2 separate regions of the Homo sapiens genome follow, and region 2 is linked to region 1. A link is a contact called in ENCODE Hi-C or POLR2A ChIA-PET data. All regions are on one chromosome and are shown on one strand. Each heading gives the region's core, a stretch centred on a gene start or an enhancer-like site at or near the end of the contact. The rest is flanking DNA. Distances are from core to core; before and after follow the strand shown.

Region 1 (3,108 bases), core at 413-2,912:
ATTCTGTTTAATATAATAACTGAAAGTCTCTATTTTGGGTGGTAGGCACTCACTGTGCCCAATCACCTAATGATGCCCTGTATGACAGCACCTTCTCATGTCTGGTTGATAAATGAAAAACCAGAAATCTGTCATAGAAATTACCTAATTTGATATTTTAGCCCCCTCTGAGGCAAGTACATCATATATATATATATATATATATATTTTTTTTTTTTTTTTTTTTTTTTAAGACAGAGTCTCACTTTGTCGCCCAGGATGGAGTGCAGTGTGGCGATCTCGGCTCATTGCAACCTTCGCTTCCCAGGTTCAAGTGATTCTCCTGCCTCAGCCTCCCAAGTAGCTGGGATTACAGGCATGCACCACGGCGCCCAGCTAATTTTTGTATATATAGTAGAGACAGGGTTTCACCATGTTGGCCAGGCTGATCTCAAACTCCTGACCTCAGGTGATCCACCCGCCTCGGCCTCCCAAAGTCCTGGGATTACAGGCGTGAGCCACTGTGCCTGGCCTATATTTTTTTTTAATAATTGCAAAACAGACACAAAAGCTAATTGAATTACCTGAGATGACTGCGCAAGTCCCAAGAACATCTGGAGATTTCCTGACCTTTATTCTAGTGGTTTTATCTGGGGGCAGAACTGGACAATTCTGAGGTGTTTTCAGAAAACCTTGAATTTGCATCTCTCAGCATAGTTCCCTCTCAAAGGTCTTTGTGAAGGAGCAGAGCCACTGAAATTGCATTGCTGCTGTGTTAAAAACAGCCACAGGAAAAGAGCAAGAATAATTTCCTAGGAATTGCATTTCAACCCGGAAAAGCTTCCAGATTCCTCAGTAACATATATAAAGAGCAGAGTGCATTGCATGATTTCCATCTCAAACTTCTAAATGGTTTTTGTGCCTATTATCTAGAAAGAAAAATATGTTGGTGAAGGAAGTCTTTGGGTAGGGTTGTGTCTAGGAATTCACAAGCCTGAAGCAAGGCTTTTTTTTTTTTTTCTAGCCTCCTATCCATTCACCGGTTCATTCACTTTTAAACAATCACTAAAACTATTACACAATACTTATTCCACAATCTAGTTGCTACTTCTGGTAGCCAGCACCCTGCCCCCCCAACTCCAAGGCTGGTGATGGAGAAATAGTTTAATGTCAGTTTTTTAAAGTGACAGGGGTCATGCTGTTCATTTTTTGAGAAAATACTGCAGAGTATTAAAGGGAATAATTAATAAAAATTAGCAGTTAACTAATTGGGTAGAACCTCAGGTGCACAACAATGCTATGATCAAAGAAAAACTTTTTTCTTCAAATTTAAATAAAAGTTTCTTGATAGAAAGTAAACTCATTTTCAGGCAGTCAGTTGTTAACAGTACTCTGGGCAGTTCCCATAGGGGCATGTCCTGAGGTTTGCTTAATAAATACATTTTTATTAGCATGCACCATCCATTAGTGCTAACACAGATGCTTCTTAAACACGCGTGTTTACTTCACCAGCACGGAACATTTGGCTTATTATAGCTGCAGCCAAAAAAAAAAAAAAAAAGCAGCATCATGATTTCCAAAAAGGGAGTGACATTTGATTTGGGGCAGCTCTTGTCATGCGCCATCTCCAACTTAGAAAATCCACCCTGTACAGCCCGGCCCGCGTCAGGGACCCTTGCAGGCGGCAGCCACGGCTGCTGCTGACGCGCGTTTGATCTTTTCTGGGCCACCGAGGGCTCGCCACACCCCTGCTCTGGCGCGCACGTTCCTCGCTCGGCCTCGCCCAGCAGGAGCCAGACCTTTTACTTTATTTGGTTCACCACGCGGTCTCTGCTCCAGAGAGCGCGCCGGCGGCGGCGCACTCGGGCCCTCGCGCGCACTCGCACATTCTTCCCCGGGAACGCGGGCGGGGGGCGCGAGGAGGTGGCCGGGCCCGGGCTGCGGTCCCTCTAATTATAGCCCGGCAGCTGGCGCGCTGGCTTGGCCTGGCGCTCGGGGCCAGGACTGGGCGGCGGAGCGGAGGGGCGGGGCGCACCGGGCCGTTTCCCGTTTCCGGGCCCGCGCCCCGCCCCGTCCCGTCCCGTCCCGTTCCGTTCCGTTCCGCCCCGCCCCGCCCCGCCCCGCCCGGGGTCGCGCGGCTCCACGTGCGCAGAGCCGGGCGCGCGGAGACTGCGCTGCTCCAGCCCGGGAAAAGTTCTAGAATAGAGGCGCGGCGCAAGTCAGGGGGCCGCCTTGGAAACCGCAGCAAGGGCTCCTTGTGGGCTCCAGGCTGTTGGAGAGTGAGGGAGCCTCCTCCCCTTTCCTTCCCGTGGAGTAAACAGAGCTTGGCAGGGCTGGAGGCTTTCTTCCTTTTAAAAAGTGCCATTCTGAACAACGATACAAAGTGAAAAAATAAATTTTTTAAAAAAGAAAGGGAAAAACTACAATTTGACCATTCTGACCAGCCTCCTTGTTCCAACTGGCCTCTTGATTTGTATAAAGATAATGGGGTCCGGCGGCCCCCTTGATGCATGAATTGCACGCTGGGCATAATGAACTTATTGTGCGAAAGCACTTTGGACTTCGGACTGTGTTCCTATGTCAGAATTTTACTGTGGTTTGTAAGATAAACTGGAAGGAAACAAACTCGTGGTTAACTCTTGTCAATACGTGTCTTGAACCAAGCAAAGTGACATTTCCTACCTGTGGCTTTGACTTTAAGCTGCACAAAAGGTAGGAGCTAGCCTCTCAGCTGTTCAAAGCCTAGAATGAGATGCCTGCTTAGTAGGTGTTAAATTATAACAGCAACAACCCATATGGTGCTTATTAGGAGAATAGTATTCCAAAACTTCTCTAATGACTGTGACCCTCCTGTGAAATTCTGATTTCAATTGTATATGGGGTACAATAAATCTTTATCTTTTATCACCAGAAAAGCTAATTGAACTGCTGTTTGCAGGCAGAAATAACAAAATGGGGGTAATGGGCTCTTAGCCTGGGCTAAGACTCTCAACAGCTTTTTTCTGTTTTGCAGCTCACACATACAGTCGGCTCAGGCAGACGGCCCAAGACAAGCCTGTGCCAAAGAAATGCTGATTTAGTCTGACCCAGACAATCTCTACTCCCACATGTCACTTCTCTGCAGAACTC
Region 2 (3,108 bases), core at 441-2,940, 400 kb after region 1:
ATATAGATATATATGTATATATATGTATATATAGGTATATATGTATATATAGGTATATATGTATATATAGAGATATATGTATATATAGGTATATATGTATATATAGAGATATATGTATATATAGGTATATATGTATATATAGAGATATATGTATATATAGGTATATATGTATATATAGAGATATATGTATATATAGGTATATATGTATATATAGAGATATATGTATATATAGGTATATGTATATATAGGTATACGTGTATATATAGGTATATGTGTATATATAGGTATATGTGTATATATAGGTATATGTGTATATATAGGTATATGTGTATATATAGGTATATATGTGTATATATAGGTATATGGGTATATATAGGTATATATATGTGTATATAGGTATATGGGTATATATAGGTATATATATATGTATATATGTATATATATACGCACACACATAGATATACACCATATATCTGTGTATTAATCCTGTTTATATATAAATCATATATATGTATATACTATGTGTGTATGTATACATATGCATATATACAAATATACACCTGCTCATATACATATACACGCAAAGGCATATTTATGTGCTGTTTTTTTGTTTTGTGTTGTTTTGAGACGGAGTCTTGCTTTATCGCCCAGGCTGGAGTGCAATGGCGCCATCTCGGCTCAGTTTTTAATAGCAAAACATTGGAAACTTCTTAAATGCCCATCAGTAGGTGACAGTTTAAATCACAGGTCTGCAAGTGGGCCAGTGGGCCAAAACCCAGTCTAGGACCTATTTTGTGAATAAAGTTTTATTGGAACATAGCCACACCTGGTCATTTACGTCTTTGACCAATTTGGAGCTACAATAACAGAGTTGAGTGTTTGCAGCAATGACCATCTGACCCACAAAACCAAAAATATTTACTATCTGGCCATTTACAGGAAAAGTTTGTCGACGCCTAGGTTAAATTATGCTTCCTCTAAATGAAGCTATTAAACGATCCTGTAAGTCTGTAATTATGGCTACGAAAAGCCCATGATCTCTTAAAAAGTAAGAAAATTAGTTGGAAAATGTTAACACAATCCCATTTTTATCAAAGCAAAATGTATTCACCTGAACGTGCATACAAAAATGTGCATTGAAAACTATGTATCTTTCCTCTAGAAAGTTATGGGAGAAGGAAGATAATAGACGGTGTTTTTTCTTCCTTATATTTTCTTTTTGTGTTTGATTTTTAAATAATGAGTACACCTTAAAGTTCTTTTTATTGGGAGAAACAGTTGCTCACTTCCTCCACTCCCTAATAGCTGGTGAAAGGTGTCAGCTTTAGGAAGGGCTGTGTCAGGGAAATATCTTGGCTTCTGGGGTGTTGGGGCAACAAAGGGCCAGGAAAGACAGCCCCTCAGAGGAACAGACCCCAGTGACATCCTTGGGTGGGCCCCCGCCTGAGCAGCAACTTCTTCCAGCTCTGTCTCCCACTACAGCCTCTGCCCTTGGCATGGTCCAGAGCTGCGATGGCGAAAACTCATCACCAAGCATTGCCTCCGCTGCACCCAACCCAGCAGAAAAAGAGTCCAGAGAACATCCTGGTCCTGAGTCAGCCCCTGGCTTCAACCCACAGGACACCACAGGGCGCCACGGGACATGGCACAGCGCCAGATGCCAGGGATCCGAGGAGACAGAGCATGATGTCCAAACATGAATGGCTTATTTTTAGCAAAGTCCAGCCCTCACATCCTGGCCCTGCTCCAGGGTGAGCAACAACATTCCCTCTGACTCAGCTCCGCAAGCTGACTCGGTTTCAGAGGAACAAGGTAGTCTCTCCTTGCTGACGTTAGCGGCAGGCAGTCCTCCCCTTCAGGAAAAATCTGTACAGCAGTTCTGATTCCTTCTGGGACTGTGTGCTGGCTGCTTCCAGAAGAAACATAACTATTCCCTTCACAGTCTGGGCTTCGGAACTGGGTGCAGAAACTTCCACACTCCATCTCCTGGACTCCCATCTTCTAACCTTCCCGTGTGATTTCCAAGGAAACCAGATGGCTGCCTTCTCCCCCCTCTTCCTCTTCCTCCTGCACAATGAGCCGAGAGACCCAACCCTGCAGCTCTGGCCTGAAACTGGGGCCTGTTTCTCGGGGGTTTCTGTCTCTTCAATCAGTCCCCACACTGTGTCCAGCAGACTAGAGCAATGAAGGGAGGAATCATTTTCTTCCAGTAACGACACTAGAACCTATGTTCTGCTGTAATGAATGATACAGGTTTGCCAGGAAGACGTGTCATCAATGCCAATAAAACAAGGCAGAGTACAGATACCTCCAGAGATCTTGCCAGAGAGGCTCACAGCCCCGATAGGTTTGTGTATGTTTTGGGGTGGGGGAACATGAGAGAATGAGAGATTATTTTCCTTCTGGACGTTCTCAACATGCCTGAAATAGCAAGGACACAGCTGTCCCTCCCCAGTTGTCCCTGTGTGATTGGAATTGCAGGAGTCAGTTGTCTCAAAGCAAAGAAAGTGCAGAGCCTGCACGTATCCAGATCTTCCGAAAGACGAGGCCCTGTTCTCCTGGCCTGGCGCCTGGGTTTCTCATTTGCTCCTAGGTCTCTGGTATTGTGCCGCCTGCATCCCAGGCAACGCCAGCAACCCAAGCCCCGCTGAACAAGTCAAGACCTCTCTGGATGAGGTCAGGAGCTGGAGCTTCCCCTTATTTTGTTAGGAAGCACCATGCGTCAGCCTTTATTCACACCCTATAAAGTTGTAGCCTTTAAGGTTAGTCTCTTCCACACCTATAATTCTCCACCAGAGCAATTTGCTGCAGAGAAAGAGCCCTCCAGCAGGCAGTACCTGTGAGTCACGGCTTCTTCCTGGCCCCCGCCCGCCCTAAAGGAGTGGCTACTAACAGGCACCTTTGATCCTCAGGCTGCTCTGGGAGTTGGAAGAGTCGCGGAGGCTCACCTGTAGTCATAAGGTCAAGAGACTTGCCATGAGAAATAGTAACAGTAGCACCGCCTGGATCCCACCCCCGGTCTTCTCCTTTGGGCCTCTGTTCTTCCTCTAGGGGTTGGATCTTTCAGCTCTGCCATCTGCCTTTCATATCATCAGTTCTATTTTTGTT

What was found. Hi-C counts contacts between places; a loop is a spot of excess contacts on that map. ChIA-PET counts read pairs that join two places held with the same protein, here RNA polymerase II (POLR2A). Pooled maps may share reads with other maps.
Region 2: a loop to region 1 is called in a map of gastrocnemius medialis, with 2.7 times the contacts of the local background. The contact joins two enhancer-like sites. A Hi-C loop is called at or near these places in 21 of 168 maps with a recorded cell type or tissue (CD14-positive monocyte, OCI-LY7, Right ventricle myocardium superior and 12 more) and 13 of 50 pooled maps. POLR2A ChIA-PET finds 5 or more read pairs at or near these places in 18 of 52 experiments (AG04449, B cell, BJ and 14 more).

Annotation. Positions count from the first base shown.
Region 1 is chr1:234,598,154-234,601,261 of GRCh38, forward strand. No RefSeq gene overlaps it. Among named protein-coding and RNA genes, the nearest start is that of IRF2BP2, 10 kb to the right of the region's middle. RefSeq lists enhancers at 1,198-1,711, 1,712-2,225 and silencers at 1,769-2,298, 2,699-2,748. Within about 2 kb of position 1,663, at least 40 of the 41 ENCODE cell types and tissues checked have a DNase peak (open chromatin) inside an H3K27ac peak, as active enhancers do; they include HCT116, adrenal gland, endothelial cell of umbilical vein and 6 more, where a contact is called at or near this core.
Region 2 is chr1:234,995,761-234,998,868 of GRCh38, forward strand. No RefSeq gene overlaps it. Among named protein-coding and RNA genes, the nearest start is that of LINC03108, 17 kb to the left of the region's middle. RefSeq lists an enhancer at 2,177-3,108. Within about 2 kb of position 1,691, at least 33 of the 41 ENCODE cell types and tissues checked have a DNase peak (open chromatin) inside an H3K27ac peak, as active enhancers do; they include HCT116, adrenal gland, endothelial cell of umbilical vein and 6 more, where a contact is called at or near this core.